3 separate regions of the Homo sapiens genome follow, and all the other regions are linked to region 2. A link is a loop called in an ENCODE intact Hi-C map of the cell type or tissue named here. Cell type or tissue: mammary epithelial cell. All regions are shown on one strand.

Region 1 (8,000 bases), 580 kb after region 2:
TCTTTTTATATAATTAGCAGAAACTTTGAAGTTTTCATTAAATTCTAATCATAGAACAAAAATGCTAATCCTTTGAGAATTGAATTTAAAACTCTGTGATATGGCTGTAATTGTGGAAATAAAAACTTGTTAAGATTAGGATTATAGCTTTTGTTTATTTGGTCCTTTTTCCTTTGAGACCTTACTATACTTCAGTGGAAAACAGCATTAAAAAAAAAATATTCCATACAGGCTGGGCATGGTGGCTCACGCCTGTAATCCCAGCACTTTGGGAGGCCAAGGTGGGAGGATCGCTTGAGCCCAGGAGTTTGAGACCAGCCTGGGCAACATAGTGAGACCCCGTCTGTCCAAAAAAAAAAATAGAAATTAGCCAGGCATCATTGTGTGCGCCTGTAGTCCCAGCTACTTGGGAAGCAGAGGTGGGAGGATCATAAGCCTGGGAAGTCGAGGCTTCAGTGAGCTGAGATCGTGCCATCGTACTCCAGCCTGGGTGACAGAATGAGATCCCGTCTCAAAAAAAAAAAAAAATCCATATATGGTCAAAAGGTATTTTAGGCTCTCTACTGATCCCTTGGTAAAAGATGCTGCACCTACTGCAAGATTATTGAGGAGCACTTTGTCATGGAGATCAGGGTTGGAATGTTTGAGCCAAAGACCACAAAAAACTGACAGTAATCAATTATCGTTCCTGCCTGCTGCTTAGCGTTTACGTTTCTAGAAAATGCTCTCTTCAGTTTTCTCCTCTGAAATCTGAGACACAGAGCCGAGAAATAGAAAATAGTTTATGTCAAAATATTTTTCCGTTGATAGGCCACCTGACAAGCAAAGAGATTGAGGTGAAATCTCATCCAAATTAATGTGTGAGGCCGTGGAAAACTGCTTATGTTTTGTGTACGTCTTTAAAGTTAAGTAAGATTATACTTGAAGTTACTTATCTCAGTTTGCAAAGAAACAGAAATTATACCTACTTATTTTTTAGTGATGTTGTTAGAATAAGAAAACAATACCTAAAGTTAGCGGACCTATTGTGTTGTAAGAAATGCTGATTTGGATGTGCTTTGGAAAAATAAACGAAATTAAAGAAAATAACTCATTAGCAATGTTTTTTTTCAGGTTTGCTTTGCCTGTTCAGTGGTACAATTTCTCTTTTTTCTTTATTGATAAGAATAAAGCTGTGCATACTTTAAGAACACAAGGCGGCACTTCTCTATAACTCTGTGATCACATGATCACAGACCCCACTAACTAACTAATGGTTACTTTCAAGTGCTTGTGGCCAGTTGGAGTTTATAATTTGTTACCAAATCACTAATTATCTTTATTTTTAACCTGTATTTTGCCTGTCGAGCAGTCATAATCTCTAAAATTGGAGACTCAGAACCTTCAACTATAAAGAGTTTGTTTAACTAGAGGCAGGAAGAGCTGATTTTCCCTTGAAATGCATGGAAAATTCATTCATTTTTGTTTGTTTTAAACTTTTAAAAATCTGGAGTTATTAAGGGCTGTTTTTGGGTTTTTTTTTTTTTTTATTTGTTTGTTTGGTTGGTTTTTGTTTTGCTTCTGGATTATATAAAATGAATCTCCCTGGTTTTAAAGTCTAATAACCAGTGCTTTTGCTTTGCTGTTTTTGCTTTGGTTATAGTGGTCCTTTAAATAAAGAGTTAGCTTCTCCTTTGGCCTGAGATTTTAAGATCTTCCCAATAATCTTTAACTGTAGCCCTCATGTCCAGATGTTTTCTTGCCGTGTTACCTTAATATGCACATTTTTGCTGCCTGTTCTGGAAGTTCACAATTTGGAACCTGGGGTACAGGAAGGGGAGTGATCTTTTTGTTGATATTGTTATCTACATGTAAGAATCTGTGCGAAAGAGCTTTATAAATTGCAGATTTTATATTGAGTGGGCAAACTGTTTTTAGGTAATTCTAACTATAAAATATAAAATTTCTAAAAATCAACAGACTTCCTTCAGAGTTTAAGTTGCTTATAAAATTAGTTTGTTGGCAGTTATCCACGTCAGTCCATTTCATAAGGTGTGAAAATATTTTCTTCTTCCTCTTTTTCTTGCCTAATGTTACTTGATTTTCATCTATCCTGTTGAATAGTTGTTTATTTTTGTGATTTTCTACTCACATTAACAAAACAGGATAGATAATGAAAATATCATCTGAAGTTCATTCATTAGTTGAGATCTTTTTCTTTTCATTTCTAGTGGTTTGTAAAATTGACCTAATTCTTTCATTTATCTGCTGTGTACAAACTAGACAAGTATTTTTTTCCACAAATTTATTTGCTTCATGTTTTTAGTACTTTCCACTGGAATTTTTTTTCCTATGTGTGAATAATATTAAATGAGGAAACATTCTTACTTGGTTTTCTTTGATTTTTCATATGGGAATAAAAAGCTATTTAGCCATAAGTAAATGAAATATTTTTTTAAAAAAATTTTTGGTTGCTTTTGTCTTTATATCAATATTGTTAATTATAAGTAGGAATATTTATCCTAAGTTACACAAAGAAGAATTAGAAAACAGTGCTTTCTGTTGCACATTCATTTGCTGGAATTGGATATCAATCTTTGTCCAATCAGGAGAGAGAAACTGCATGATAATTTGAATAGGGAAAGTTTAATGTAAAAGCCTATAAATATAACCAGGGATTGGAAGTTAGAGATTGATAAGAGGTGAAGAGACTCTCAAGAATGTAAGACTAGCAGATGTAATATTATATAATATGAACTTAAGAGCTACTACTACTAAGGCTGAGATAGAATGCCCAAAGAAGAGGCCCCCTGGGACTGTGATCCATATCATGTTGGAGAGGGCCTGGCTCAGGCTCACTGGAAAGCAGAGAAGTCACCTTGTTGATGGAACTTACCAGTAATCCACTTTACTAGGGAGGTGTCTTGCCAGGGGCAGTCTACCAAAAACGCACCCAAGGTGAGTGTTGAGGGAACCTGCTGGTTGCTGCTGGCTCTTGTACACTGTAGGAGCTGGTCACAGGAGAAGCTGCATTTGCTGCAGGACCTGCAGACTGGGGAAGCCCCCATGCCACAGGAGGACCCCAGAAAGCAAAAGCCGCTCCTCTTGCCCTTTCCTGTGTCTCACTAGTGCCCTCTCTTGGCAAAACTTCACATGGAGTGACTATCTAGGAAAAAGTATTTTAAGGGTCCAGATCCATTTTCATAAAACAAGCAAAAAGGTTGAAGTTGGAACAGAGGCAATCATTAACAGCCCACACAACCCGAAAAGTCTTTCATGGTGAAAAACCCTTTCCCTTTCCCATTGGCTATGATAGTTTGTGAGATCACGTGATTTCATTTCTACTGAAATGTCTGTAAGAGTTATATGGATTGTTAGACATACTGATTTATTAACTTTTGTTAACATTTATTAATATTTTTCATTGGAGGATATCTGTATTCTTGAGATGAATCTTTGAGAATTTCTGTGTCACTATAAACACCAGTTTTTGTTTACTTTTTTTAAAGGATTGCTTCATTTAATCATGTTTCTTAGCTATATCCATTAGAATATAAATTTAAATGCTATGCAAGTCATTTAAATTTGTGTAGCAAATTTAGCAAATTTGGAGCTGCCTATGAAGATTTTATTCTTAAACTATTTTTGAAATAGCTCTAGAACCTTTTTTTAATAAATCAATTTTTTAAATTTAAAAATTCTTTACATTATATAACTAGACTAAAATTTTCTAACATGTCACTTTAACATTTTTTTATTGACAGATAAAATTTATGTACTAAAAAAACTAAACTAAAAATAGGAATTTTTATAAAACCAAATGTGGATCACAGCATTAGTAACCATAGAATGTGATTTTAATTTCTTAGAGGATGATAAAGTTGTCAGGAAACAACACTTACAACTTGGAATCACTGACCAGCAATTACATAGTTGCGAGAACCAGCAGAAAGGGGGTGTAGGTGACCCTATGTTGTTCTTGTTGTACCCCATGCCACTCTCAGAGGAAAGAGGATGAATACTGGGTCAAACCAGGGATAATTACCTGCCCACCACAGGAGTCATTACAATGAGGAAGTAAATTGGCAGATTTGATACGGCCCCAGACCCAGTGTCTGATGTTGGCCTCTTGGCAATCAGATAAGTTATTTAGAATAACTGCTTCATGAGTTGCTTGAGTTGATGCATCCAAACTTGCCCAGTAAGCCTTTCTCAAGAGCTGGACTAAATTCTGGTAAATCTGGTCCTCCCATGCATCATGGCTAAGTGAGATTATTGACTTCCACCTGGCTTGGTTCAGCCATAGTGGTGAAGTGGTGTGGTATGCTGTCTTTTAATCAAACAGACATTTAGAGGAGGTCTTTTGGGTCATAGGTGGCATGGGGATGGATTGCACAAAGGTGACTGAGTAGTTAGTTGGCTCAGGTTATTATGGAGTGATCGTAGCTGTCCCTTGGAGAGTGTCTCTATTATGAGCAGTACAGAGTATACTCTATTGCGCTATATTCTTTCAAAATAATCTTAGTAATAGCAAAAGCATGTCACATGAGGTAAGTTTTGCTCATGAGTGAGTTTAGGAATGCTGTTTTTAAAGACCATATGACTATAAAAAATAATATAGAAGCAATTTCTAAAAGAGGAGTTCAAATATATTTTGAGAAGGAGCAAAAAATAAATAAGTATATATTTCCCAAATCGCCTGCCTTAATAGGTACAGCACCCATCTGCACGCATGAAATTATATATTAAATAAAAATGTAGTCTCATTACATTACAGCCATTAAAATAACTGTGGTGCAACAAAATCTAAACTTTCTTATGGCTCCCAGAACAGACTAAATAACATAAATGTTCTTCAGGCACAGGCTTGTGTGGAAGTTCGGGCATACACTGTGTGTGTGTGTGTGTGTGTGTGTGTGTGTGTGTGTGTGTCTGTGTGTGTCTGTGTGTATAACTAAATTGACTTAAAAGAAATCTTGAAATTTAAAAGGATTCCTGGTTGTAGAAGATTTATCACTTTGCAGAAGGGTACCATGTTATTTTTAAAAATTATTACTATTTTTTATTATGTCATATTGTAGCCCCAGTAGGAGTTATTTTTCCTTTAAAGGAATGTTTGGATTAGGCAAAAACATGGATTTTAATGCTGTATTTTAAACTGTGACTTAGATAATTCTCTTATAAGGGGGAATTAATTTTTCTGGATATTGATTGGTTGATAATTATTTTTAAACTATGTGTCTCTGAGGTACCTCAGAGCTACAGCTTAAAATTTGCAGCTTTATGGCATTTGTCTAGGATGTAACAGGAAGAAAATGAATGTGTTAAGGATCACATTTGGTGTATATCTCAAGTAAATTCTTGTCACCTTTTATGGCAAAATAGAGAATATTACTGTATATAGCAAAATAAATCAGTTAAAAATCTGGAGAAGAGGGACTTACCCTGAATTATCTTGGTGGGTCCTTACAGGAGAGTGGTAGAGGCACAGAAGATGATGAGGCTGTTGAACTGTGGAGGCATAGATTAGAGTGACGTGGTCACAAGCCAAGGAACACCTGAAGCCACCAACAGCTTGAAAAACAAGGAAAGCTTTCTCTCCTGCAACCATTGGAGGGACCCTGGCCCAGCTGGCACTTTGATTTCAGCCCAGTGAAAGTGATTTTGAGCTTCTGACCCCCAGAACTATGAGAGGAAAATTTTTGTTGTTTTTATGCTCCCCCAGTTTGTGGTAATTTGCTACTGCATCTCCAGGAAACTACTGCACTTTGTACTGAAACAAATGTAAAAATAGATTGTAAATATAAAATAAACCAACCATAAGAGAAAACACTTTACAAAGAGATTGAAACTTTTTTTTTAAAAGAATATTGTTTTCAGTGCGGGTGAGGAGGTAATGAGACATGAGCTGAGCTATCTGCTGTGAAAGTGAAAACTAAATTGCCAATATGGAACAAAATTATGCAGCCGTTGGAAATTATATTTAAACAATATTTAAGTTTAAAAAAAAGACTACCATTTAATACACAGACTTAAAAATTTACTTACATTGTGAACCAAATTTTAAGTATCTATTTCTAGGGAAAAAAGTGAAATAAAAAAATACAGTCTGTGAAGTTAATTTTCCTTTGTTTAAACCTTGCTTTTCCACTTAGCTGTGTGACCTGAGAAAATTTCTGAAGCTTTTGGGGCCTATGTTCTCATCTATAAGATGAGGAAAGTAAAACAACATGTGTATCTTACGAAGGACTAAATATATTAATATTTTCTAAGCACTCAGGGCAATGTCTAGCACTTTGTAAAGTTGCAGTATTTGTTTTTTGTTTATCATAACTATTGGAATAAAATGTAAAAATCTAGGAGAATTCTTTACTCCAATTACTTCGAAAATCTTTTCCTTCTTTCTATACCTAAAATATAGAAACTGGAGCTCCCCTTTGAAAATGGCAGCTTGAGAAGTTGCACAGACCTGCTCCACAGCAAAACAAACATAATTGGTAAAAACTATTTTCAAAAAAAAAATAATAAAATTACTGGAAATTGTCCTACAGACACTCAACAAATGAAGAAACATATATTTAAGAAAATCTAAAACTTGGTCAGAACAGCAAGTCCTGCACTTGAGCTATGACCCACTCTGCTATGGTTTGAATGTTTGTCCCCTGCAAAACTCACATGGAAATTTAGTTGCCATTGCAACAGTATTAAGAGGTGAGACCTTTATGAGGTGATCAGGTCTTAAGGGCTCTACAGATCCCAATGAGGGGAAACCATATTTCACTGGGAGAGCAAACTGCTAGCATTTATCATCCCCTCCAGCTTTAAGTTACAGAGGCTAAACTCCTGGTGAGTGTGCCAATGTGGTCAGAGGTTCTCTTCCTCCACCCAGCCCCTACGCATAGGGCAGAGTTTCTACCCCAGGTGTGGCAAGCCTAGAATACTGGGGCTCTAATTGCCCTCACCCCACCTTGCTTGTAAGGTGCAGGTCTGTGCAGCTTCTCAAGCTGCCATTACCTTGCTTGTAAGGGAGAGAAGTTCAACACTGAGAAAGGCAAGCCAAGAATACCAAAGACTGCTCCCCCTACCCAGCCCCCAGAGCAGTGGCTGAGAGATTTTGCCCACTGAGAGAAGCAGTCTGTAAGAACAGAGAACTCCAAAAACCCTCCCCAAAGGAATTGATTTTATTTGAAGCACAGTGTGGGGAACTTCAAGCCTAAGGATGCTTTCAGAAACGAGAGGCTTTGGTGGTAAGCAAATAAGAGCCCACTGCTAGCTTCTTTTAAGAGCAGTAGGCTAAACATAGGCCAACTAATTCACAAAAGAGAATCAGAGAAGGAGCTAAGAAGAGCGCTCCCTCTTGAGGGGTCAGATCAAACCTCAAAGACTGGCCAAAGAACCCCACCCCCTAGTTTATTTGGATGAGACTGTGAAACAATTTATACTCTAGAACATTGTTGAAAACAATAGAGCAATCAGCTGGGAATTGGTTGAGCTACAAAGCTGAGCGGGATACCAGATGAGGCAAAAGAGAGATAAGGGAAAGAGACAGAGTCCTGCTAACATGACACTGTCATTGCTGGTAACTGTGTGCATGCCCAGTGCTGACCCTCCGAGGAGTAGCACCAAAGGCTTCACGCTGCAGGAGAAATAGACTTCCCAAAATAGTCAAGTTACTCAACAAATAAAGCAACAAAGACAAGCCCAGAGAGGGAGGAGAGGTCTCAGTAAATTCAGTTGATTAAATACATTACCTAAAATGTCCAGGTTTGAGCAAAAATCTGACACATGCAAAGAAACAGGAAAGTGTGCCCCATACACAAGAAAAACAGTAAACAACAAATTATGAAAGGACCCAGATGTGAAATTTAACAGAAAAAACTTAAAGGTCAGAGGAAACCATCCTTGTAGAAGTAAAGGAAGATATGATACACTGCCTCATCAAATTGAGAATATTGGTAAATAGATAGAAATTATAAAAAAATTATAAAAAAGAATCAAATTGAAATTCTAGAGTAAAAAGT
Region 2 (8,000 bases):
ACCATACTTGGGAAACACAGTACTATTTCCTGCCATCTTGGCATCTACACATCTTTGTGTTTTCACTTGGCCTAGTGCTAGGTGCAGGTAAAATTGTCAGACAATTGCTCTGTGAGTCTCCAAACAGCTCCTTAATTAGCTTGTGTAAATGACTTGCTCAACAGCACAGCCAAGTCTGGCAATGGTGGGATTTACACCTAGGCCAGCCACGTGACTCCAAAGACTGTTTCTGGTACAGCAGAAATGGCAATGGAGAAAATGATATTGAAGCTTAGTTTACCTCATGAGCCTTTGTTTAAGGTTGATACAGGCTAGAGTTATTATTTAGTCTGTGAATTCCTTTTTACCAATGCAAAACTAGGAAACATTTAGCATTCACAGAATGTGGCCATTCAGTCTTCCTAAAGGAATTAATATTAACAGTCCTTGTCAACTCACAGCATAGTTCTCTGAGGATGTGTTTCTTTCTGTTTAAATAAAAGAATTCCTGAAACAGGCCAGTAGGTTAATACTTTACACAAAGTCATCCAGAGCAAATATTCTCATACAAATATAGTTGTCATAAGAGGCTCCAAGTGCCTCTTAATACCATACACATATTCAGTCAGCTACTGAAGGGAAGAGAGAATGATTAGAAAGTATGAAGGAAGGAGGCTTGGAGTGGAGAGAAAGGAGAACAATTTGCAAAGACAAAGAAATTTTAAGCCAGATTTAGATAAGAGTACTAGAGCTGGTTTGAATTAGAGGGGAATAAGCTGTGTAAGTTGCCTTCTTTCTTTTACTTCACCTGCAGTTCCTTTGGGAAGCTCTTTGCTGAGCCAGGATTAGAGAAATTTTATTCCTATAACTGTAACTTGTTTTGACCAGCTTGCCCCACCAGTTGAGAGCTATAGTTTGAAGAATTCTCAAGCAAAGAGACTTTACCTGGTTGATGAGTTCAGAATTCAGATAAAGCCTTGAAAGTGGGAATGAGTCATTGTTGGTGCCTGATGGCTATAATTCTCGAAGGTAATCGGGTTTAAAAGCAGTTTTTTTGGTGAATGATGTCATCCTCCATAAAAGCAGATTTTAATTTCTTTTAAGATACCAGTGGAAGTTGTGACCCAGAAATGCCCCAATGAGACCTTACAGATGGCTATTTTCCTGTGCTGTTTGGCATATGTTCATGAAAACCACAGGGGAAAATTGGCTTTGACATGCTTGTGCTTTAAGGTATATGCTGCAGTACCTTGTAAAGGTTCATTTTATTGCCAAATATAACATTCAGTTACCAACTGGAAGTGTAAAAGTTCATATTTTCTTTTTTCTGTTTTTTTTTTTTTAACTTTTAAGACATTATATTTACTAAGATTCTGGCGATAGCTTTATGTAACAAGACACAGCATACCAGGCTTGCTACTCAACTTGTTTATGGTAAGTCTCAGCCTCAATATGAAGCTGTATTTTTTTTAAAAATCAAAACCCTGCTTTTTATATGCTCAATATCTTGGCAAGTGTGCCATTAAACACAGCAGTGAACTTAAGACAGCAAGAGAAAGGAGTTAACAAAAGCTAAACATTGCAGCCTAAACAAACTTCATACAAAAAATAAAGGAACTATCACTGGTTACATGGAATTTTCCTGACTAATTAAAACTTTATGGTATGAAACATGCACTTTAGAATATTTAGTTTTCAAGTTCAAAAAGTACCAGTGTACCAGTGTCTATTTGAAACCATTTCTCTCCAAAGCCAAAGTGTCATCAAAATTAATTCAAATGACCCAGCATATTCTAATGCTAAAAAATATTCAGTATTATTGAAGTGGAGGTAAATCCCAGGGGTTTTGGGGCTTTCTCATGCTGCAAAAGGGCTGTTTCTCTGGTTCATTCAAAGAAGCGTATGACAAAATCCAAGGATGTCCCTAAGCTCAGTAAAAGGCAAGACTCCTGGCACCCAGCTCTGACCTCTCCATAAAGCCTGGCTACTCTTTCCTCAAATACAGGAAGTGTGAGGATCAAAGGCATGTTGTTCTCCTAGCTTAAAGAGACAGCAAAGCACCTCCTCCCTGCATCCTAAAAAGCACCTTTCCCAGGTAAATAAAAGTCTACACGGGGAAAAAATTAAAATACACTGATCTACAGAGTACGGATTTTGAAATGTCAATGTAATCCTTACTTCAAAAATTTTAACTACTTTAAAATTTTTAACATCTGGCCGTTTCTGATTCCACCTTAAAGATGTATTCAAGTTGGATTTCTGTTGATTTATCATTGTACACTTCTAGTCAAAAATATTAATTTTATTCCCAAATATTGTAACCACTAGTGCTACTGCAATGTATTATCTCCCAGAGTTATCAAGCACTGGAAGAGAAAAGAATAGATAAGCAGCAGGCAACATTTACGGCCCTTGCACACAGCGGCATTTGAATAGCTACTGGGTAGTCTGGGGATAATTCTTTTTTTTTTTTTGAGATGGAGTCTTGCTCTTTTGCCCAGTCTGGAGTGCAGTGGCACCATCTCAGTTCACTGCAACCTCTGCCTCCCGGGTTCAAGTGATTCTCCTGCCTCAGCCTTCCAACTAGCTGGGATTACAGGCACCAGCCACCAGGCCCAGCTAATTTTTGTATTTTTAGTAGAGACGGGGTTTCACCCTGTTGGTCAGGCTGGTCTCAAACTCTTGACTTCAGGTGATTCACACGCCTTGGCCTCCCAAAGTGCTGGGATTACAGGCGTGAGCCACTGCGTCTGGCCAGTCCAAGGATAATTCTAAAAACAAGAAAATTCATGCATTATAGTAAATATGTTGTAATTTTCACAGTTGAAATTTCCTTAGACATTGTACTTTCTCTATAAGGGAATCCTGATTTTTCTTAATATTATGATGAGTCAGGACTTGAACTAGCAGCCTTCTTTCTCTTCTTACTGTTTTTCTCATGCTCCTTTTTCCTTTTTTTGTGTTGTTTTTTCTCATTCTTCACTGCTTTTCTTCTTTTTTGCTCTTATCTCCTCAATATACTCTGATTCTGACAAGGACTCAGGTGATAAAGATTTATCTTCAGAATATGGGTTTCTTTTTGCTGAGTCGTTTAATAGCCTTTTTCTTTCTCAGTTGGGTCCTTCTTTTTCTTTAAAAAGAAGTCTTTCTTCCTTATTGTCTTTCTATCCTTACTGTCTGATTCAGTTTCTGACATGGAGCTTTCAGAAGATTTATGTGAATGGTTCTTTTTCTTTCTCCCTTTTCCATGTTTCTTATCCTCATCCTCAGAATCAGAAGAACTGCTGGAAGAATCAGAGCATGATGAAGACGATGAATACCTACCAGATTTATTCTTTTTCTTTTTTTTTCTCTTTTTTTGGATAAGCTCTTACTTTCACTTAACAATTTCTTCCTGTGTTTTTCTAGTTTTTTCTTCAAATTCATACAAAGCCTTGGCGCCTTTTTCTTTTTCTTTTCTAGTTGCTCTTGCACTTCTTCCCAGATAGGCCTTGGTTGACGGAGAGAATCCTGGATTGTTGGCCCTTAAGACTGGATTGGACCCCTTGATCTGGCCATTGCTGTTGGATTCACATAGGCTACCCGATGGTCCTGCTTCTCCTTGGTGCCCGAGTGAGCGCACAGTCACTCATCAAGGGACACGGTCACCCACCAAGGGAAACCTGGCTCGGGAGGCAGCTGAAGTAGGCCTGCCGCAGGTCCTTCTGCACTAAAAGTTCGTATTTTCATGAAAATCTTACCAATGTGTTTAGCAGGCTTGCTTGTTTCATTTTCCCCCCATTAGTCAGTGCCTACTTGGTTTACCACTAGAGGGCATTGTTGGCAGTGATATCAAGAGAAAGCATACTACAGCATTTTGCCAAAAAATTTTGTGCAATCTTTTTCAATTTTCATTTCAGCCAGTAAATAAAAACATACATTTAAAAGCTACTTCATTTAATATTTTATTTTTATATTTTATGCATCCCAAATACTGAGCTTCTAGGCTTTTTGTGTGTATTAATTTAATAAAAGAGAAATCATTGTAAACTTTGGTTCCAGTTTTCCAACAAACGCTAAATCTAGAATCTGTCAGTTTTCCCCCTGCAATGTAATACACTCTCACACATCCTTTCTTGGAATGTTATCGAGCACTTGGAGACTCATTATTTTTTATTTCCCAAAAGAGTGAAACTATTCTATTTTCCATATCATGGCTTTCCTGATATTTGTCAGAGGATCTCAAACTAGCAAGGGACCTTCAGTTTATCTAGTTCAACTATTTATAATAGACAGAATTTCTTCTACACAGTGATGAAGGGCTGTCTAAACCTCAAAATGATAAGAGAAGCGTTTTCCATTTTGGAACAACTGTATTATTTATTGGAAAGTTCATCAGGTGAAGGCAGAAGTTTGCCTCTTTGAAATGTATTGTATCAGATAAGATCTTTTAGTTGCAGATAACAGGAACCAAATCAAGCTTGCTTATGAAAAAGGGGGGTAGATTAATTATTAGAAAATAGAGGTGTCCGGGGCCTTTTGGGGGGTGGGGGGCAAGGGGAGGGAGAGCATTAGGACAAATAATGCATGTGGGGCTTAAAACCTAGATGACGGGTTGATGGGTACAGCAAACCACCATGGCACATTATGCCTACATAAAAAACCTGCACATTCTGCACATGTATCCCAGAACTTGAAGAAGAAAAAGAAAACAGAGGTGTCTTGTGGGCTGTGGGTAACTGGACACCTGAGATCTGTCGGTACTCAATCTCTCTCAGTCTGCTGCATCTGCTTCCTTCTATGTAATTACTTCATTCATTTCTCTCTGCACATCAGGATTTTCTGCTTCTCGCATCCCCATGGTGAAATATGCCATTTGAATGATAAAAATGACAAATAACTTTTGTTACCTAGCTGGAGTAGGCTGTTTCAGCATTCTATGAAGCTGGCCACCTCGGGATGGTGCAGTATGTGATTTGATCTGTCGTTCCCAGGGTCACAGGCCCACTCTCACACTGCCTTCATGGTGAAGTAGGTCTCTTGGTTGGATGCTTTGTTGTGTGGGTTTCCAGGTCTGTGGATGAGGCACTCCATAAGCCCTTGGTAATGGTGCTGGCTAAGGCTGTGCAGGCAGGAAAGGAAAACACACGCTTAGGACAGGTATCTGTCCCTGTGAGGATGAACGGCTGACTGGTCTTTCCAGGATGGAAGGGTTCCATGTGGTCAACTTGCTACTAAGTGGCTGGTTGATTCCCTCAAGGAATATGCCATATTGAAGATTCAATGTTTATTTCTTCGGATGTTCAGAGGTAACAGTAGGTAGACAGGCATTGGTAAGTGAGGTTCATGCTGTCAGGCTCACACATAGCCTCCATTTCTGCCACCATGTCCAGCCTGTTCATGTGTTCATCATGCCTGCTCTGGGTGACCAATGACAAAGACTAGTTAATGTCAAGAGGCTGAGTCATCTCATTTTACTTGGTTGTTCAGTGCTTTTTCCATGGTAGATGCTTTCTGGTGGGTATCCACATGTAAGACACAAGTCTTGACACTTTATACATTCACCCATTTGTCTACCCACATGGCTTTTCCTCAGACTCCTTGTCTCTGATCTTCCAGTCCTTTTCCTTCCAGTTCCCCGCCTGCACAACTAGGCCATTGGCCATTTCCTAGGAATTTATATATATTTTCACCTTGGGTCATTTCTCCTTCTATCCAAAGTGGATGACCAGTTATACTGCTCATAGATCTGCCATTGGGAAGATTTCCTCTTTACTCTCTTTCCCTGAATGTGGTTGTAATGAAGCCACTGTCTATTTTTTGGTTTTCATCCATATACTGAGCCAATCCATCCATAAACCAAGCTTTGGCTTCTTTCTTTCTTTTATCTGGTCATACAGGACCCCTCTGGCCCACCCTCCCTCATTCCCACCCAAATATGTTCATAAGTGCAAGAGTTGGGGGCATTGACTGGTATAGCTGTGCTTGGTGATATGGGGTCTTGGTTTCCTACTCATGAAACTTACTCAAGCCTTCCAGCCCTGTTCAGGTCTAATCCCACATATATCAGCACTCTCTTGCAATGGACTGCTACTAGCAGGACTGGAAGGCATGAGTAAGCATCATGTGGCTTTATGGTTTAGTGGATCCTACAGAATTCAGTGCATAATAAGCATTTCCAGATGGTCATTTGGTCTCTCGTGGTCAATTGTTCCATCACTTCTAGGACCCAAACACACCAAAAATAAGAGCTGTTTTTCAAAGTGCACATAATTTGATGTTGATGGCATGGTTTTGCTCCATAATCTCAGGGGTCTGAGTTGTGATTCTTTCACTTGAGCTTGCCAAACACTCTTTACTACATATTTTCCCACCACATGACACCTCTTACCATGGGGCCTGTTGAATCATATGGACCAAGTGACAGGGCTGATTGCACTGTGGCCTGGTCCTGCTTTGACACCTTTTCCTGCTCAAGGCCCCACTCAAAGCTGGAAGCTTCCCATATCACCTGATACATGGGCTGTAGAAATATTACCAGGCATGAAATGTATTACCTCCAGAGCTCAAGGAAGCTGACAAGTGGTGGCCTTTCTTTGTGGTAGGAGATGGAGACGCAAGATGCAGCAATTTGTCTTTAGTTTGGAAGAGCTAACCCTACACACCACTCACCTACTGGACTCCCCAAAACTTCACTGAAGTAGCTAGTCATGAATCTTCACAGGTTTTATCTCTCATCTCTTGAAATACATGTCAGTGATAATAAAAAATATAGATTTGCCCCTTGTCCCTGGTTTCTGACACAGGTCTTCTAAAATTCTTGGAATTTCCTTAGTGATAGGGGTAATAGAATCATCTTTTGGTATTCATAACAAATATCTTTCAACCATACCTGAGTTTATGCTAGCAGAGTGACTCTTGATGGGCCCCTAAATAGCTTCAGGAGGGGAGCTATTTGCCAGAGGAGTCGACCATTGTAATTAGTGGGTTGAAACTTTCAACTTCACCTCTGAACCTCCAGGGAGGAGAAAGAAACTAGAGATTGAGTTTAATCATGACCAATGGTTTAATCAATCATGCCTACATAGTTGAACCTCCATCATAAACCCTAAATGATAGGATTCAGAGAGCTTCTGGATTGACGAACACATCCAGGCGCTGGGATAGTGGTCCTCCCAGAGAGGGCATGGAAGCTCTACATTCCTTCTCCCATACCTTGCCCTTTGCATCTTTTCCATTTGGCTGTTGCTAAATTGTATCCTTTATAGTAAAGCAGTAAGTAAACTGTTTTCCGAAGTTCTGTGAGGCCTTGTAGCAAATTAACAAACCTGAGGTGGGGATTGTGGGAGCCCCATTTTGTAGCCACGTCAGACAGAAGTATGTGTTCACTGGAGACCCAATACTTACAACTGGAGTCTAAAGTAAGAGCATCCTTGTGGGACTGAGTCCTTAAATCTGTGGGGCCCAACTCGAATCCCACATAGTTAGTGCCAGAATTGGATTGAATCATAGGACACTCAATTGGTGTCAGAGGATTGGAGAGTTGCAGACTTTTTTGGTTAAGGAAAAGACCCTACACATTGATATCATAAGTGTTGTAAGTAAAAACAGCACAGAATGTCTTACCAAGGCCACCAGTATACTAGCTACCTCCTGCTTGACCTGTCCAAAGCATATGATGTCATGATGTAGTAGATGAGTGTGATATTCTATGTGATGTCCAGGTGGTCCAGACCTTTTAGGACCATATAGTAGTTCCTTATTATCCGTAGGAAATATGTTCCAAGATTCTCAGTGTGTGCGTGAAACTGTGGATTGTAGTGAACCCCATACATACTATGCATGAGTTTCTTTTTCCTTCTCAATTTAACAGATAGAAGATTCATTCTAACCATAGGTCTTAACAACCTCAGCATATGAGAACTTTTAGTTTCAACTTAAAGGAAGCAATTTACAGCTTTTCTTTGGCATATCGAATTGCCAGCATCACTACTCTTGCATTTTGAGGCCATTATTAAGTGAAATAAGGGGTATTTGAGGAA
Region 3 (8,000 bases), 120 kb after region 2:
TCCATAGTAACCAAGTTCCAGTTTCTGAACAATTCCTATGTTGATGCTGTACCTTCTTTGCAGTTTGCAGACATTAAATAAAGTAATTTGCTCTTAGGAAAGCCATATCTTCCACTAGACTTTGCCACCAAAATTATTGATATCTTGTTTTGTATTTCTAAGAGTCAAGGCCAGTATGTACATACTGGGGAAATTAATCACAACTCTTTTCTTCTTTTTTTTCTTTCTCTCTCTCTGGACAAATACTTTGAGCACATGGAAACAGCTAGGCAGCAAGAATAGAAACCATAAAACTTCAATGCAAAAAGAAGTCTATTGGTAGAAATCATAAAATCAAAGCCAGAACACCTAAATTCTTCTCCTAGTTATGCCAGCAGTATGATTTAGAAGAAATCACTTAATTCAGTTTCTCCTCTGTGTAAAACACTCACACTTAATGTTTCATGATAATGATAGTATGGCAATAAAATTAATAACTATGAAAGTACATGATTATATACAGTAATAAGATATATAAATGATGATTACTGGATGAGTAAGCTTATTAAAAATAGTTAATAAGATTCTACTATTTCTTAAAAACTGGCTAGGTACCATGAATAAACAATACCTGCTTTCAGAAATAATACTAAAATATCTTCTAATATAGATTTGAAAATGATTTTTAAAGACAATAAAGTAACTGTCTTAAAAAGCCAAAAAGAAAAAGTCAAGACGTGTAACACGTAATAAGGTAAGTTAAAAGGAAGTAAACGTTTGACCGTATTTCCTCCCTCTCAGAGATGAAGCACAATTCCTTATGAACATTATGGGCCAATTATGTAAATATAGCATCAGAAGGTTTATAAATTTTTACTTACGCTTAGTAAAGAATTAAAAATGGGCTTGTCATTTCTTGTCACTCTCCCAGTCTCCCTACCTGTACCAGTCTGGATGGCTTTCTAGCTGTTAAAAATTTCTCTACTTGAACTGCATATATTAGCATAAAGTCGTTATGACCTCATTGGTTTTATCAGAGAGCCTGCTCATATTTTCCAACATATTTTGGAGAAATAAAATTCTGTCAGCTGAGAAAAACTTTTGAAGGCTTTGAAGTTGTGAGTGTTTCAATACTCATTCCCCATAGTAGACATTTTTCTTATTTCCTTTTCTTAAATTACTGTATATATGCAATGAAAACCAATTTCCTCTTTTGTTGTTGCTTAAACTAATTTAGTGGTTTTCAACAGGGGCCAAAGTGAACCATAGAGAGCATTTTGTAAATGTAAGAGGATGTTGATAGTAGTCATTAAAGATTCGGGTCGGGTATTAGTGGCATTTGGTAGACAGAACCCAGAGATGCTAGACTTTCCACAATGTGGCAGATAATCCTACTTAGTAAATAGTGTTCCCACATGACACGTGCCTTTCTAGGCATTCATGCAGGTGAAAAATAGATTACAATTATCTGGCCAGGCACAGTGGTTCCCACCTGTAATCCCAGCACTTTGGGAGGCCAAAGGGAGTGAATTACTTGAGGTCAGGAGTTCAAGACCAGTCTGGCCAACATGATGAAACCCCGTCTCTACTAAAAAAATACAAAAATCAGCTGGGTGTGGTGGCGGGTGCCTGTAATCCCAGCTACTCTGGAGGCTAAGGCAGGAGAATCGCTTGAACCGGGGATGTGGAGTTGCAGTGAGCTGAGATCGTGCCACTGCATTCCAGCTTGGGTGACAGAACCAGTCTCCGTCATTAAAAAAAAAAAAAAAAGATTAGAATTATATGAACCTAAAGCCTAGCTCTATATGTCATATAAATACAAAATATTTTTGCAGTTTTAGTATATACCAAAGTCTTTAGGATGTAACTATTTATTGTTTAAATTCCGGAAAGACTCTATATTGATTTGTTCAGACGTTTCCAAGAGTTATCAGTTTGGAAAAAATTACATCACCAATAGCAATACAACTTGGTAGTATTCATGTGGTTGATACAACTTATTGGACAGAGAATAACAGTAGCAATAATACCATCAGCAGCAACAAAATCAACCTGAATCTGATGAATCCTCTGCTTTACATGTAATACAGGAAACAGAAGAGCACATTAGCTAATCAACTAAGAAATTTAAAAGACACTTTTTGTAATTTGTGGATATAACATATCCTAATTCAAGCAAACTGTAGAAATTTATAAGACAGTAGAAACTTAAGCACATGGTACTTAATGATATTAAGGAATAACTGGTAAATATTTTAGGTGTGATATGGTGTCATGATTATGTTTTTTGAAAAGGGTTCTTATCTTTTAGTGATACATACTAAAACATTTATAGATAAAATGATATGACGTCCTCTGTTTCTAATGAATACAGACAGTAGGAAGCAGATGAGAATGTAGATGAAAAAGTTGGGCCATGACTTGTAATTATTAAAGCTGAGTAATAGTTACATGGAGATTCATTATAGATTATGATTATTTTTGACTGCAAATATCTAAGTTCTCCATAGCAAAAAGACTAAAATAGAAGCCTCAGTTTGGGATGCACAGACTCAAATGTTAATGGTGTCATCAACATGGCTGTGTCTGCTCAGGAAGGAGAGGGTCAGCAAGAACTGAAAGGAAGAAGCAGAGGTGCATGAGGTGCAATAATCTTTTTTTTTTTTTTTTTTTTTTTTTTGAGATGGATGTCGCTGTGTCATCCAGGCTGGAGTGCAATGGTGCAATCTCGGCTCACTGCAACCTCTGCCTCCTAGGTTCAAGTGATTCTACTGCCTTAGCCTCCCAAGTAGCTAGGACTACAGGCATGTGCCACCACGCCCGGCCAATTTTTGTATTTTTAGTAGAGACGAGGTTTCGCCATGTTGGCCGGGCTGGTCTTGAACTCCCGACCTCAAGTGATTTGCCTGCCTCGGCTTCCCAAAGTGTTGGGATTACAGGTGTGAGCCATTGTGCCAGTGCAATAATCTTTATACGGTTCTTTCACCACAGCTCTAGAAGATGAGAATTTCCCCATTTTCCAAATGAGGAAGTGGAAGTTCCAAGAGATGAAATACCTCTTCCAAGCTTATACAGCCAGTAAATGGCAGAGCCAAGATTTAGTCTCATCCATCTATTAGAGAGACCTCCTCACTGTACTTGCTGTTTCTGCTTTACTCTTGTTCCATATCTTCCTTTTTCTGTGGTATCTGCCTAAATGCTTGTCCATTCCTGAACCAGCTTCATCCTGCTTTTTCTGGTCTGGTCTCAAATCATCTCAAATCACTCTCTCCTCTGTCTTCTTGGCACTCTGTCAATTCTCTTTGCCTTTACCCCGCGTTGGGAAAGTACGAGAATTTTGCTGGGGAATTGAAGCCCCATAAGAGTAGATGTGGGTCAAATTAGGGTAATGAAAACTGAGTTTCATGTTGTGAGATTTCTACCTTAAGAAAAAATTAAAAGTGGCAAAATTCCATATTCTTAAGTTTAAAAAACAGACAAAATATTACATATACACAATTTTTAAAGATTTGAAGAACACAAAGAACTGGCTTTATATATTTTAGTTCTCTGCCTCCACATGTGGAGAAGATTTGCACAGCAAGAGATTTTATTAAATTGGTAATACAAATAAAATGTCTTGTGTGAATGAAGGCAGCATATATAAAGATAGTTTTCTTCCCCTCTCAGGCCATGGGTAATATGCAGTTGAGTAATAATCAGTTCAGGACTACAATTTTAAACACTATGACATGTTCCATTATCTAAGATTCAAAGAGTTTGGAATACAATTGTAGGAATTCAATTTCATATTTACACCCACATAAAAATAGTATAAATTCCTATTATAAAGCCTTTTGCTAGTCCAAAAATGTACTCAGTCAATTCATTTCTTTTACACAGATCCACGTGTAATAACAGCCTCAGACACAGATGCTATTATTTTACCTTCAAGTTAGAGTCACATTAAGCTCCTACGAGGGGTATTTCAAGAGAGGCTAGAGGACATGTATTGGAAGTTTCAAGTTTCAGACAGTTTGTTCAAAGTAATCTTCATGGAGCTTCCCAATCACAAAATCCTGTTGAAAAACAACACTAAGGTCTTAGATCTGCATTTCTGAGGCTGAGTCTCAAACACTGGTTTGAATCCTCAGACATACCAATTTTAGCAATAGTTCAAAATAACTGTCTAATTACTTTACACATTACATGTATTTTAGGAGTAGTCTGTCTGCAAATCTTTTCTATTCATACTCTTTAGAGGAATATAGCACTTATTTTTCCAAGTCAAGTCAGGACACCTCAGACTTGTTCAGGAGACAAAGATTCATAACATTTGCTCTTATTTGCAGAACACTATATTCTGTATAGTAATTTTTAAAAAAATACAAACCAATACATTTATTTCACCTATACTCTTTTAATCTATCTTATGAAATCACAACCACCAGCCCATGTGTCTTGAAACAAAATAACACCCAACAAATGGTTGAACCAAGAGCAAATAGTTAATTTTGAGGTTTCCTATTGATATAAATTTGCAGTTTCATTTTCTTCTATCATATATGGGCAATCTCTAGCAGAAAAGTAGTCTGGAGCCAAAGCCTGTAACACATTATTGGAGAACAATTTGAATTGAGAAATTCTATTCATTAGCTTTTATTCCCTCTGCAAACAGGATAAAGGCAGTCATTATTCAACATAACAGCCAAATATTGATTCTCTAGTTTATGGAACACTAGCGCCCCCTAGGAACCCTGTTTAAAATATGTAAAAATTTTAACCTATGAGAGGAGCACTCAATTAAAGGAGTAAGAAAGATCAGTATCAGTTGTAATGTCTCCTTTTTCATCTCTGACTTTATTTATTTGGATCTTCTCTTTTATTCTTAGTCTGGCTAAAGGTTTGTCAATTTTGTTTAACTTTTCAAAAAACCAACTTTTTGTTTTATTGATCTTTTGTATTGTTTTCATTTCAGTTTCATTTGTTTCTGCTCTGATCTTTATTATTTCTTCTACTGATTTTGGGTTTGGTTTGCTCTTATTTTTCTAGTTCTTCAGATGCATCATCAGACCTGTTATTTGAAATTTTTCTTCTTTTTTGACGTAGGCACTTACAGCTATAAAATTCCCTCTTAGTACTGCTTTTGCTATATTCCATAGGTTTTGGTATATGTGTTTCCATTATTTGTTTCAAGAAATTTTCAATTTTCTTTTTAATTTCCTCATTGACTCACTGGTCATTTAGGAGCATATTGTTTAATTTCTATGTTGTATTAGTCTGTTCTCATGCTGCTAACAAAGACATATCCGACACTGGGTAATTTATAAAGAAAAGACGTTTAATGGCCTCACATTTCCACATGGCCGGGGAGGCCTCACAATCATAGCGGAAGACAAAGGAAGGGCAAAGGGTTGTCTCACATGGCGGCAGGCAAGAGAGCATGTGCAGGGGAACTCCCTTTATAAAACCATCAGATGTCATAAGACTTAGTCACTATCATAAGAACAGCATGGGAAAAACCCACCTCCATGATTCAATTACTTCCCATTGAGTCCCTCCCATGACACGTGGGGGTTACTACAATTCAAGGTGAGATTTGGGTGGGGACACAGAGCCAAACAATATCACGTGTATTTGTATAATTTCCAAAATTTCTCTTGTCATTGACTTACAGTTTTTTTTTTTGAGACAGTCTTTTTTTTTAGAATGCTAATCCCCCAATTTTATTTAATCACTATACTTCCTGCATAATTATTATAATTATTATTATACTTTAAGTTCTAGGGTACATGTGTACAACATGTGGGTTTGTTACATATGCATACACATGCCATGTCGGTATGCTGCACCCGTTAACTCGTCATTTACATTAGGTATATCTCCTAATGCTATACCTCCCCCCTGCCCCCACCCCATGAAAGGCCCCAGTGTGTGATGTTCCCCACCCTGTGTCCGAGTGTTCTCATTGTTCAATTCCCACCTATGAGTGAGAACATGGGGTGTTTGGTTTTCTGTCCTTGCAATACTTTGCTCAGAATGATGGTTTCCAGCTTCATCCACGTCCCTTCAAAGGACATGAACTCGTCCTTTGTTATGGCTGCATAGTATTCCATGGTGTATATGTGACACATTTTCTTAATCCAGTCTATCATTGATGGACATTTGGGTTGGTTCCAACTCTTTGCTATTGTGAATAATGCCGCAATAAACATGTGTGTGCATGTGTCATTATAGCAGCATGATTTATAATCCTTTGGTTATATGTCCAGTAATGGGATGGCTGGGTCAAATGGTATTTCTAGTTCTAGATCCTTGAGGAATCACCACACTGTCTTCCACAATGGTTGAACTAGTTTACAGTCCAACCAACAGTGTAAAAGTGTTCCTATTTCTCCACATCCTCTCCAGAACCTGTTGTTTCCTGACTTTTTAATGATCGCCATTCTAACTGGTGTGAGATGGTATCTCATTGTGGTTTTGATTTGCATTTCTCTGATGGCCAGTGATGATGAACATTTTTTCACGTGTCTGTTCACTGCATAAATGTCTTCTTTTGAGAAGTGTCTGTTCATATCCTTTGCCCACTTTTTGATGGGGTTGATTTTTTCTTACAAATTTGTTTAAGTTCTTTGTAGATTCTGGATATTAGCCTTTTGTCAGATGGGTAGATTATAAAAATTTTCTCCCATTCTGTAAGTTGCCTGTTCACTCTGATGGTAGTTTCTTTTGCTGTGCAGAAGCTCTTTAGTTTAATTAGATCCCATTTGTCAATTTTGGCTTTTGTTGCCATTGCTTTTGGTGTTTTAGACATGAAGTCCTTGCCGATGCCTATGTCCTGAATGGTATTGCCTAGGTTTTCTTCTAGGGATTTTATGGTTTTAGGTCTAACATTTAAGTCTTCAATCCATCTTGAATTAATTTTTGTATAAGGTGTAAGGAAGGGATCCAGTTTCAGCTTTCTACATATGGCCAGCCAGTTTTCCCAGCACCGTTTATTAAATAGGGAATCCTTTCCCCATTGCTTGTTTGTGTCAGGTTTGTCAAAGATCAGATAGTTGTAGATATGTGGCATTATTTCTGAGAGCTCTGTTCTGTTCCATTGATCTATATCTCTGTTTTGGTACCAGTACCATGCTGTTTTGGTTACTCTAGCCTTGTAGTATAGTTTGAAGTCAGGTAGCATGATGCCTCCAGCTTTGCTTTCTTGGCTTAGGATGGTCTTGGCAATGAGGGCTCTTTTTTGGTTCCATATGAACTTTAAAGTAGTTTTTTTCCAATTCTGTGAAGAAAGTCATTGGTAGCTTGATGGGGATGGCATTGAATCTATAAATTACCTTGGGGGATATAGCCATTTTCACAATATTGATTCTTCCTATCCATGAGCACCAAATCTTCTTCCATTTGTTTGTGTCCTCTTTGATTTCATTGAGCAGTGGTTTGTGTTTCTCCTTCACATCCCTTATAAGTTGGATTCCTAGATATTTTATTCTCTTTGAAGCAATTGTGAATGGGAGTTCACTCATGATTTGGCTCTCTGTTTGTCTGTTATTGATGTATAGGAATGCTTGTGATTTCTGCACATTGATTTTGTATCCTGAGACTTTGCTGAAGTTGCTTATCAGCTTAAGGAGATTTTGGCCTGAGATGATGGGGTTTTCTAAATATACAATCATGTCATCTGCAAACAGGGACAATTTGACTTTCTCTTTTCCTAATTGAATACCCTTTTTTTCTTTCTCTTGCCCGATTGCCTTGGCCAGAATTTCCAACACTATTTTGTTGATCTTTTCAAAACACCAGCTCCTTGATTCATTGATTTTTTGAAGGGTTTTTTGTGTCTCTATCTCCTTCAGTTCTGCTCTGATCTTAGTTATTTCTTGCCTTCTGCTAGCTTTTGAATTTGTTTGCTCTTGCTTCTCTAGTTCTTTTAATTGTGATGTTAGGGTGTCAATTTTAGGTCTTTCCTGCTTTCTCTTGTGGGCATTTAGTGCTATAAATTTCCCTCTACACACTGCTTTAAATGTGTCCCAGAGATTCTG

What was found. A loop is a pair of places that touch in the nucleus more often than their neighbours do. Peaks named below come from ENCODE experiments on the same cell type or tissue, not always from the same donor. Only the 100,000 strongest peaks of a DNase experiment are listed, where the experiment ranks them.
Region 1: it touches region 2 in a loop (11-fold over the local background); 83 of 110 quality-filtered maps call a loop at or near these places.
Region 3: a loop joins it to region 2, with 15 times the contacts of the local background. A loop is called at or near these places in 24 of 110 quality-filtered maps.

The regions. Positions count from the first base shown.
Region 1 is chr12:26,014,694-26,022,693 of GRCh38, forward strand. All of the region lies in intron 2 of RASSF8 (Ras association domain family member 8), which reads left to right. Among named protein-coding and RNA genes, the nearest start is that of RASSF8-AS1, 59 kb to the left of the region's middle. In mammary epithelial cell, a CTCF peak has its summit at 3,114 (motif pointing left); no DNase peak of the experiment used is centred here.
Region 2 is chr12:25,432,722-25,440,721 of GRCh38, forward strand. It overlaps the pseudogene FAM133GP. Among named protein-coding and RNA genes, the nearest start is that of LMNTD1, 120 kb to the right of the region's middle. In mammary epithelial cell, a CTCF peak has its summit at 3,792 (motif pointing right); DNase peaks (open chromatin) are centred at 980 and 3,780; H3K4me3 peaks cover 270 bases; H3K27ac peaks cover 447 bases.
Region 3 is chr12:25,553,333-25,561,332 of GRCh38, forward strand. It overlaps a transcript of LMNTD1 not described here. Among named protein-coding and RNA genes, the nearest start is that of LMNTD1, 4.0 kb to the left of the region's middle. In mammary epithelial cell, a CTCF peak has its summit at 4,694; a DNase peak (open chromatin) is centred at 5,449; H3K27ac peaks cover 207 bases.